Regions from separate parts of the Homo sapiens genome. Here region 1 is linked to region 2. Evidence: chromatin contacts called from ENCODE Hi-C or POLR2A ChIA-PET data. All regions are on one chromosome and are shown on one strand. Each heading gives the region's core, a stretch centred on a gene start or an enhancer-like site at or near the end of the contact. The rest is flanking DNA. Distances are from core to core; before and after follow the strand shown.

Region 1 (5,552 bases), core at 653-3,152, 140 kb before region 2:
GTTAAAAAAAATTAGAAAGTGATCATTTCACTTCTTTAAGAAAAACGCTTCTTTTTAGAAACGGGACATGATGATGCTCAGCAGTAAATACATATGAGGTGTAATGAGAATCTGTGAGCTTCCTAGCAGTTTGAAAACAGGTAAATGTTAATTCTCTTAATAGACTGAGTATACCAATAGGAAATACCTTAGAAGTTTAAAAATCAACAATGCCAGCAAAATTGAATTGTCTTACATTCCTATACTATCAAATTGTAATGGTCCTTGAAAACCCAGGTCTACAGGTGGGAGAGAAATTATGGGGAAGAAAAATAAATATCCCACAGCATCTCTAAAAGTGAATGCCACCTTACCTGGCACTTTTGTCTCTGCTTTCTAGTTCATTATATAATTAGTGACTTGTGCACAGATATCCCATTTGTGTCACTGAAGTCAAAAGGCTATGAAGTAAGATATAACCATGTCCCATGACATTCTTTTAACATAACATGACTCACTTTATTTCTTTCATCCCTAAAAATTCACTTTAAAGAAAAAGTGGATCCCGGAGCAGTGGCTAGAACCTGTAATCCCAGCTACTCAGGAGGCTGAGGCAGAAGCATGGCTTGAGCCCAGGAGTTCCAGGCTGCTGTGAGCTATGATCACATGGCTGCACTCCAGCCTGGGAGACAGAGTGAAACCCTGTCTCGAAAAAGAAAAAAAAGGAAAAGTGAATCAATTACCTTGAGCATTCGGATTTCCCGAAGGGCAATTTTCTTTATGACAGGGTCATCTTCTGATTCCAGAAACTTCTTGATGGCCACAATCTGACCCGTGTCCCTGTTTCTACATTTGAAAACAACTCCATAGGATCCTTCTCCAATTTTCCCAATTTTTTCATACTTCTCCATCATAGAGGAATAAATCTTCTTAAAATGGATCTTCAGCCGAGAATGGTGGCTCACGCCTGTAATCCCAGCACTTTGGGAGGCTGAGGCGGGCAGATCACCTGAGGTCAGGAGTTCGAGACCAGTCTGGCCAACATACTGAAACTCCGTCTCTACTAAAGATACAAAAAATTAGCCGGGTGTGGTGATGGGCGCCCGTAGTCCCAGCAACTCAGGAGACTGAGGCAGGAGAATCGCGTGAACCTGGGAGGCGCAGGTTGCAGTGAGCCGAGATCGCGCCACTGCACTCCAGCCCGGGCGACAGAGCGAGATTCCGTCTCAAAAAAAAAAAAAAAAAAAAAAAAAAAAGAAAGAAAGAAAAGAAAAGAAAGGATCTTCACATAGTTTGAAAACGTCGCTTATAAAATATTGGCACCAACGGACTGCACTAGAGCCCCACCCAACGATGAGTGTTTGTCACGGTCCTAGAACAGAACAGCACATGTTAAGGAATGAAGAGTGTACCCGTGTCGGCAATGGCAACGCGATCAGGAGTAACAGCCTAGAGTTAGCTGCCTCCAGTAACCCGATTTTAATCGCCCGTTAAATACCCTGTAAGTTAAAATGTAACTTGCCATCCTAAAACGAGCCGAGCTGTAAGATAAGCTATCTTTTTAACGTTATCGTTCATCCGATCTAAGACACCTGAGCTGGCTGGAGTACGGGGAGGGCTAAGGGCTTCCCCGGTTCTAATTTCGGGTCTCATTTCCCTGCGGCAAGAAGACACCTCCCGGCTCCCCGCGGAGGCGGCGGCGAGGCTTGGCCGCAGGAGACCAACCCGCGCCCCGCGCCCCACGCCCCCGGGACTGGGAAAACCCTCCCGCGCCCGGACGTGCACCTCAGCCGCGCCGCGCAGCATGGAGCGGTGCCACGTGTTGGCCAGGGACGGCCCGCGCCTCCTTGCCCGCCCGGGACTCACGGCGCCGCGGCGGTCAGGGACGGGCCTGGCTCCCGCCTCGCCTTCTTCCGCCCAGCTCGGCTCGGCGTGGCTCGGCCCGCGATCCCTATGGGAACCGGCTCCCGCCCCGGGTCTGCCTGGGCGGGGCCGCCGCGCCCCAGCTTCCCACCCCCGGCCCGGCCCAGCCCGGCCGCCCTCCCGGCTGCAGGGAAAGGCCTCGGAGGGCCGCCCTCCGTCCATGGGAGCTGTCCTGACCGCGGGCCGAGTCCTGCTGCCGGGAGAGCAGACCTGCTAGATTTGCAAACTTCCGCAGGCCGTGCAAAGCGCAGCTGTAACCGCGTCTGCGGAGCAAGACGCCTGCGCTAGGAGCCCCTCCTGAGCGGTCCACATTTCCCTGCAACAGCAGTCCCCACACCTCAGAACCGCGGTTATTCCCTTTGGTCCCTTGGAGGCATCTTCTGTGTCTGTGCTGATCAGTGCTGCGGCGTCAGTGAATGAATGAGAGGGAGAAAGGAAAGAAGAGGAAGGCGTGACTGCAGAAATTGCTTAAAGTCAGCACTTTCCTCTACAGTAGGGAAGGTTCCACGGCAGTCTTCTGCTGTGGGACTTTTCTGGTGTGGGAGGTGGAAGCTTACAGAGTCTGCCTTAATTGTTTTTGGTTCCTTTCCCCCATCTTTCTCCCAACGGACTCCTACTGCTCAAATCTGAGCACACTGGCGGGAAGCGGATGGACCTGGGGAAATTATGAAATCATGTCAGTTGCCACTGGGCAGAGTGCCTCACACTTTATCATCCGTCCCGTTCCCAGTGCCAGCATCAATGCGGGTACTTGTCCTGGAAGCAGTACCCGAGGAGAGAAAATTAACACAGTGTCTATGAAACAGGGGCCAATCCCGTGTCAAGCAGCATGCTACTAAATGTAAACCCAGGAAGGGTTCAGAAAGGAGCCTGGAGCTGAGGAGAGAGGGCTGGTGGCTGCCCTGGAAACCCAGTACAAGGATGGCCTAGAGGTGGTCTGTGAACAGAAATTGTTTGCAAATGGCAACCATTGATCTGTTTTCTGTCTCTATAGTTTTGCCTTTTCCAGAATGTCATGAAAATGGAATCAGACCGTATGTAGCCTTTTGAGGATAGAGGATCTCCCCCACCACCCCAACTCCAGTGAGCTTTCAGATGAGATTGTAGCCCCAGATGACAATGTAAGTTCAATCTTGTGAGAGACCTTGAGCCAGGGGCACCCAGCTAAGCCATACTTGGGTTCCTGACCTCTAGAAACTGAAATATGTTTGCTATTATGTTTTGGGGTAATTTGTTATGCAACCATATGTATCTAACACAGAAGCCTTTTATTAATAGGAGGTTGAGAAAGTTCACTTTCATTCCTAGTTTGCTTAGTGTTTTTGTTTGCTTTTTAAAATTATGAATGGATGTTGAATTTTATCAAATGCATTTCTTCATCTAGAGGTGATCATTTCCTTTTCCTTTCTTTTCTTTTTTTTTTTTAATTGAGAGGGAGTCTCGCTCTGTCACCCAGGCTGGAGTGCAGTAGTGTTATCACTGCTCACTGTACCCTTGAACTCCTGGGCCTAAGCAATCCTCCCACTTCTGCCAGGCCTGAGTAGCTAGAATTATAGGTGTGCACCACCTAATTGTTTTTATGTAGTCTGTTGATACGGTGAATTATATTGATTTTTAGATGTTGAACCAACCTTTTGTTCCTGGGATAAACCCAACTTATTTATGATTTTATCATTTTAATGTATTGCTGGATTTGATTAGTAATATTTTATTGGAAATTTTTACATTCATGTTTTGAGAGATATTGATGTATAGTTTTCTTGTAATATCTGCTAATTTTGGCATCAGGATAATGCTGATCTCAGAAAATGAGTTGGGAAGTGTTTATCTTCCCTTTTATTTTCTAGAGATGTTTACATTAAATTGGTATTATTAATTCCTTAAATGTTTGGAAGAATTTTTTTTGTTTTTTTTTTTGAGACAGTCTTGCTCTGTCATCCAGGCTGGAGTGCAGTGGTGTGATCTTGGCTCACTGCAACCTCTGCCTCCCAGGCTCAGGCGATCCTCTTGCCTCAGCCTCCAAAGTAGGTGTGCCACCACGCCTGGCTAATTTTTGTGTTTTTTGTAGAGACAGGGTTTCACCATATTGCCTAGGCTGGTCTCCAACTACTGAGCTCAGATAATCTGCCTGCCTCAACCTCCCAAAGTGCTGGGATTACAGGCATGAGCCACTGCACCCCGCCTTCTAATATAAGCATTTAATGCCATAATTTTTCCTGTAAGCACCACTTTAAATACATCACAGAAATCTTAATATGTTGTATCATCATTTTCATTCAGTTCAAAATATTTTTTTTTTTTTTTTTTTTTTTGAGATGGAGTCTCACTCTGTCACCCAGGCTAGAGTGCAATAGTGTGATCTCGGCTCACTGCAACCTCCGCCTCCCAGGTTCAAGCGATTCTCCCACCTCAGCCTCCCAAGTAGCTGGAACTACAGGCATGCACCATCATGCCCAGCTAATTTTTGTATTTTTAGTACAGACAGGGTTTCATCATGTTGGCCAGGCTGGTCTTGAACTCCTGACCTCAAATGATGCTCCCGCATTGGCTCCCAAAGTGCTGGGATTATAGATGTGAGCCACCATGCCTGGCCCAAAAATATTTTCCTTGTGACTTCCTTTTTGACTCATGGGTTATTTTTGTAGTGTGTTAATTTCCAACTATTTGGTGATTTTTAAAGATATCTGTTATTGATTTCTAGTTTAATTCCATTATTTTCAGAGAACTCAGTTTATATGACTTAAATTCTTTGAAATGTTTTATTTTGTTTTATGACCCAGAAAGAATATGGTCTATGTTCATGAATGTTTCTTTTTGACAATTAAAAAAAATATTTTGAAATGAAGTGAGAAAGTCAGTGTGAATTTCCCCAGAGCTGCATCGTCTGAAGTTCATACCAGGTTAAATCAAGTTTGTCTGGAAAATTAACTTTATGGACTCCACAACGTCAGTACCCAAAGAGCCTGGAACTGTGCCAGGCCTAGTGGTAGTTAAAGTAGGAGCCAGTGTACTGGTTATTTATGCCCAAGTAGGCAGTGAACCAGAAAGCTAGCATGACTTGCAGCTGCAAGTTGTTTTGTTTGGAGGAATTTGAAATAAAATATTAGAGAACAACTTTAAAAGGGAGATGAACAGTCGGCTGTCACCACTTAGCACAAAAGAGAGAAGGTAACGTGGCCTCTAGACTAGTCAAACTGACAGTCCTTTCCCTTGGCAGGTGCGACACTGGTTTTGGTATCAAAGAAGTATATAACTCCTGGAAAGTATAGCTCTTGGGAATCTCAGAAATGGTCTGTTATGTGGGGGCTTTTTCTCAAGCCAGTGCAAAGTGAAACAGCATTATATTCTGCTAATAGTGATCTTTTCTTTGCAGTTTGTATAATTAGCGAGAATACTTCAGTGTTCTTAGAACAGCACAAACCGTACTATGGTATTTTAATCATTTAAGGAAAAATAAACATTCAGTAGGGTAACATATGGTCACAGAAAAAGCCTGGAATTTGGAGTCAGAAGACCAGGATTTCTACCTACTTACTGGTGTTTGATCTTGTGCAAGATAATTACTATTGCCTATATAACAACATTATTTAATGAGTGCTTACTTTGTGGCAGGCATTATGCTATGAATATTTGACCCATGAGCCTCACAA
Region 2 (5,657 bases), core at 1-2,500:
AATCCCTGAAAGGAACCGCTAAAGTAAAACAAAACCCAGCAAGTTAATATCACATTTTTATCGCCAACCAAAAACAAACGATCAAACTTCCACCAGGAAAAGCATCTTTTTATATGGGATAATGCTTGCATAAATGTCACCAATATTAGTTTGCTTACAGTTAAAGCTCAGAGACAGGGTTTCATATGGCTTTTTTAGTCAAACTCATCCATTGAAACAAATTTTTTTAAAAAAATGCAAATGTCTGAATGTCAATATTCTTTCCTGTCTATCTTCCATGAAGCATTTTTCCATGCTAACACTAGAGCATCCTTCGGTGTAATTCCACAAGCAGATTCAAATTCCCTTCAATACCATAAATAAGCCCTATTAAAAAGCCTTTAAACCACAAAAAAAGTGCAACAGCGGTTTGCAACTGTGTGGTTAGTTCTGCCTGTTGGTAGCGATTAGAACAAGCCATGAGTCGAGGGTGCTCAGAACCGAGTAAAAGGGACCCCGGCCGCTTTCTCCCCAAGAGGCAACAATAAAAGCATCCTCCTCTCGCCCCAATACTTCGCAGGAAAGTGGCCCCATTCCCGGGACCCAGTCGACCGCAGGAAAAAAGCACGGCCAGCCTCACTTACCTTATAGACGTCCCCGTAGGTGCCGCTGCCGACCCTCTGGACGAGTTCGTAGTCCTGCTGCGGGTTCCGCCTCAGGATGTCCGCGGCAGGCCGCAGCGGGGCCTCCATCTTCACTTAGGGCCCGGCCCCCGCCAGCTCACCCCGCGGCTCCCGGATTCCCGCTAACAAGCACGAACGGCGCCGCTTCCCAACATGGAGCCTCCGCCCGCAGCTCCGTCTGCACGAGGGACGAGCAAAGGCTGGTTGGCGTCGCAGGCTACGACCCCCAGCGGCCCGCGCCCTCGCGGCCCGGCCCCTTCCCTTCCGTCCCGCCAGGGGCCGTGGAAGAGAAAGGGGCCTGGAAGGGCCCCCGGCGCCCCGTATCCCCGTTCGGTCTGCGGCCCTTCCCCCTCCCCGGCCGCCCGCGAACTGCCCGACGAGGCCTCCCCGCCAGCCGGGGCCCAGGGCCGGCTCCGTACCTAATGGGGGCGGCCCCGTCTTTGTTGAGCGCGGAGCCCGGGACCTACTTCCTAGACCGCACCCGCGTCCTCCTCCCGCGCGCCGGCCGGCAGCTCCGGGTTTGCCGTCGCCGCCGCCGCCACTCAGCCGCTGCACGGCGCGTCCTCTCGGGGGCGGCGGAGGCGCGTACAGTCGCCGCCGCCGCCGCCGCCGCACCACGTTCCCCACCCGGGGCTGCGTCACCGGGAGACACGTTCCCAGCCAGCATGGGTCGGCGCCCAGCGGCCCGCCCGAGCACTCCGGCCGCAGAACCAGAGTGCCGCCCTGAGGCCTGCTGAGAACACAACACCCTCCCGACCGCGCCACCGCGCCCCCCTAGCCGGGCGCGTCCTTGCAGGGCCTGGGCTGTCTCCCTCCCACTCTCAGAAATAAGGCACACGCCTGGGCATTCGTGGGCCAACGGGCCTTGGCTAAACCGTCCCCACATTTGTCAGGTAGGCCTGTAGGGTGACGGGTAGAGGAAGAAGGGCGATGGGAACGTAGCCCTCCAAGTTAAACACGGAAAAGGTACGTTAAGGGCACCGGGCCAGAAGTAACCTGGCAGCGGGGCGCCGGGGAAGGAGGTGGGGGAGTGCCAGGTTAACTAAGTCCCGGCACACCCTACTGCACCTTCCTGTTTTGCAAACCGATCCCGGTGGTACCAGTTTGAGGCTGCACTGCACACCTGCACAACCTGCCTTCTACTTAGTTCTTCTGAGACATTTCTGAAAGTCTGAATTCCTAGGACTGCTCAATGACCTTTGTCCCTGTTGGGCACACGCAGTGTCTCATCGCTGGTATTGCACCTTTAATGAGACCAGGAGTTCCGCAAAAGTAAAACAAAGGGGTCACAGACTGGTTCTGGTTCTACCACTTCCTCAGTATGTGCTCTGGGACAAAACAGCATATTTGGCAACATCTCGGTGTCCTTATCTGCAGCTTGAAGAGGGTAAGATTTTGCATCTGACACCCAGGAAAGTGTTTATAAAGCGTTTTACAGGATAGTAAGGGGGGTTATCGAATATAAGAGGTCTTAAAATACTTAACAATGCACAGCATATATGGAACAGGAGTTCGGGGAAGTAATTTGGCTGATATTTCACAAGCTGTTTTGCAGTTTCAGTTCCAGTCTTGCTCTGAAGGTAGAAATTAAGTTGCCAGTGTTACATTATACTGGCTAAGTTATTTCTAGAGCCTCATAGAGAATTTGAACAGAAAAGCCAGATAACACTCAGCCACTGCATTTAGTGACTGAAACATCATAAAAGAGCAAGTTGGAGATGTTGGCTTGTGGCTTTGAACATCCAATTTTTAATTCTGCTCTTGAGAATTAAAATACTCCTTATTGTTGATAATTGTATAATGTATAATAAGGAGTAATTGACAATACTCCTTATTGTTGATAATTGTATAATGTAGAAATTAAATTCGCACCTTAACAGGACAGGGCATATATGTATTTTCTTGTGCTCCACACACAAAGGGCACTTATTTGGGGAACATAAGTAAGCCCAGACTTACATGCTCCATGGACAAAGCCTATGTGTTTGCTGCATTGAAAAAATTGTTGAAGAACAGTTCCTTCTTTCAAAGATTCTTGGCACTTGTTTTGGTGGGCACATACTTTTGGCTTCGATGACTCAAAATCTCTTCAAATGTTCTATTGGTATCTTAGCACTTGTTTACTGTCATAGATTCATTTGAGATTTTTTTCCTCTGGCCATATAAGCACTGATCCTTTATCTAGTCTGAAATATATTTATTCTTACATGTTTACACTTGCGTTACTCCAGGGAATTTCAGGCAGCACACAGAAAACACTTACTATAAAACAAGATAAAAATAAGTGGGCAAACTAGTATGACGTTAAAGAGAAGGAAAATACGAAACCAGAACAGTGTGACAAATCGGCCAACCAGAGGATTTTATAGTGTTTTTGAGATCAAGAGTAACCAATTGATCAAGAAGAGGCATATATTTTCCTAATGCAAAGACTTCCAAAAATTTTATTTAATGAGCCTTCTTCATAAAGTAGAAACTGAATGCCCAGTTTGAGACGAGGACAAATATCCTGACAATCCTTTAAGCATGTTATTCTTGAAATACAGCATTTAAAATGAATTAGGCAGTGAAATGTTTGAGGTCATAGGCTTCAACAAGACCCTGGAGTGCGGATATTTTATGTTGCCAGTAATGGCAGATCCATATGCTTTGACCATCAACCTAGAGGCAGATAGCATGGAAAAAGTCAAGACTCTATGTGGTGGTTAAAAAGTCGAGACTCTATGTGTCTGCTATAATCATTATTTTACTTGTACTGCAATTCATGCAAAGAGGAAAACATTTGTTTTATACTAACTCCAAAAGAATCTTAAGGATTTTTAAAATACTGGTTGAGTTAATTTTAACAAGATCAGTGAAGTGGGTTGCTTTGTAAAGAAATGCAAATTCAATTTACTTAAATGTACACTGAGTAAATTTAATTTTACATCCTAGACAATTAAGCAAACAATTTCAAGGTTGAAGTTTATGTAATAATATGTTAGTTATGTCATGGTAACTGACCAGAGAGTTTCTTACAAACCACCCAGTTTCATATGACAAGGTATGGAATAAGAATAAATATGGCTTGATAGGTCCTTCATTCCAACCTAATTGTCATGCATTCTTAGTATCTTCATGCTGACACATAAATATTTTTCAGCTTTTACCCTTATCATTATAATATACGATAATGGTTTGCCACATGCTTTGTAATGTACTTCCCTTCTTTGAAAGTTCTTCAGTAAAATGCTGACTGTAATCTGTGGCCTCTAATTTCAGCTCTAACTTTAGCCAAGGCTGAATAAAAAAGAATTGGGAGACATAAAATGCTTTATCTTATATAAAGCTAAGGTTCACAATTTATTATCCAAGACAAAATGGCTAATTAAACCTTCAAGTGTGAAAGGACAGAGCATAAGGACAATAACTTTAGTCTATTGAACATACAGATTTAAGCAATCTGGTAATCTCCTGATTAATCTGCCAACATAAACTAATTTCAACATGTAACTCTATGATTCAGTTGACTGCTCTATAGATCTGTTAAACAGAAATCAATTAAATGTTGGAAGACATTGCCACAATTATGATTTGGATTTTTAAATAATTATTATTAAACTATTGTTTTACTAATTAGGGCCACTTGTCTTTTGAGGCATAAACCATGTTTTCCAAATATAGGGCAATTTTTATATAATTTGTTCTGGATGGCAATAGAACATGTATCTCATTCAGGATTAGTATCAGGTCATTAGGATGAGAGTTTTAAAAAGGAGAGGTGAGGAAGGCAGTCGATATCCCTTTCATCCAGTTTGAATTGATCATCAGATATGTTACTGATATGGTTTGTCTGTGTCCCCACCCAAATCTCATCTTGAATTCCCACGTGTTGTGGGAGGGACCAGGTAGGAGGTAATGAATCATGAGGGCAAGTCTTTCCCATGCTGTTTTCATGATAGTGAATAACTCTCACGAGACCTGATGGTTTTAAAAAGAGGAGTTCCCCTGCACAAGCTCCCTCTCTTTGCCTGCTGCCATCGTGTGAGACATGACTTGCTCTTCCTTGCCCTCTGCCATGATTGTGAGGCTTCGCAGCCACATGGAACTGTAAGTCCAATTAAACCTCTTTCTTTTGTAGATTGCCCGGTCTCAGGTTTGTCTTTATCAGCAGCATGAAAACAGACTAATACATTAAATTGAGGTCTGGCGCCATGGCCCATGCCTGTAATCCCAGCACTTTGGGAGGCCAAGGTGGGCGGATCATCTGAGGTCGGGAGTTTGAGACCAGCCTGACCAAAACCCCATCTCTGCTAAAACTACAAAATTAGCCAGGCATGGTGGTACATGCCTGTAATCCCAGCTACTTGGGAGGCTGAGGCAGGAGAATCGCTTGAACCCAGGAAGTAGAGGTTGTGGTGAGCCAAGATTGCACCATTGCACTCCAGCCTGGGCAACAAGAGCAAAACTCTGTCTCAAAAAAAAAAAAAAAAAAAAATTGTTACCAGTAGAGTGAGATGTTGCTGAAAAGTTACCTGAAAATATGGAAGCAACTTTGGAACTGGGTAACAGGCAGAGGTTGGAAGAGTTTGGAGAGCTCAGAAGAAGACAGGAAAATGTGGGAAAGTTTGGAACTTCCTAGAGGCTTGTTGAATGGCTTTGACAAAAATGCTAATAGTGATATAACAATAAAGTCCAGGCTGAGGTAGTCTCAAATGGAGATGAGGAACTTGTTGGAACTGGAGCAAAGGTGACTTTTGTTATGTTTTAGCAAAGACACTGGTGGCATTTTGCCCCTGCCCTAGAGGTTTGTGGAACTTTGAACTTGAGAGAGAAGATTTAGGGTATCTGGCAGAAGAAATTTCTAAGCAGCAAAGCATTCAAGAGGTGGCTAGGGTGTTGTTAAAAGCATTCAGTCTTATAAGGGAAGCACAGCATAAAAGTTTGGAAAATTTGCAGCCTGACAATACAATGGAAAAGAAAATCCCATTTTCTGAGGAAAAATTCAAGCAGGCT

The links. A loop is a pair of places that touch in the nucleus more often than their neighbours do. ChIA-PET counts read pairs that join two places held with the same protein, here RNA polymerase II (POLR2A). Pooled maps may share reads with other maps.
Region 1: a loop to region 2 is called in a map of prostate gland, with 6 times the contacts of the local background. The contact joins the promoter of CDKL1 here to the promoter of MAP4K5 in region 2. A Hi-C loop is called at or near these places in 22 of 168 maps with a recorded cell type or tissue (Caco-2, Calu3, GM12878 and 18 more), 26 of 37 single-sample maps with no recorded cell type and 36 of 50 pooled maps. POLR2A ChIA-PET finds 5 or more read pairs at or near these places in 8 of 52 experiments (H1, MCF 10A, RWPE1 and 4 more).

What each region holds. Positions count from the first base shown.
Region 1 is chr14:50,394,979-50,400,530 of GRCh38, forward strand. CDKL1 (cyclin dependent kinase like 1) reads right to left here and starts at 1,903. Exons shown (of 10, transcript NM_004196.7): 1 at 1,846-1,903; 2 at 723-1,351. The coding sequence starts at 890. RefSeq lists silencers at 1,607-2,056, 1,996-2,221 and an enhancer at 1,815-2,314.
Region 2 is chr14:50,531,319-50,536,975 of GRCh38, forward strand. MAP4K5 (mitogen-activated protein kinase kinase kinase kinase 5) reads right to left here and starts at 1,251. Exons shown (of 33, transcript NM_006575.6): 1 at 1,130-1,251; 2 at 624-840. The coding sequence starts at 731. It also overlaps a transcript of ATL1 not described here. RefSeq lists a silencer at 945-1,574.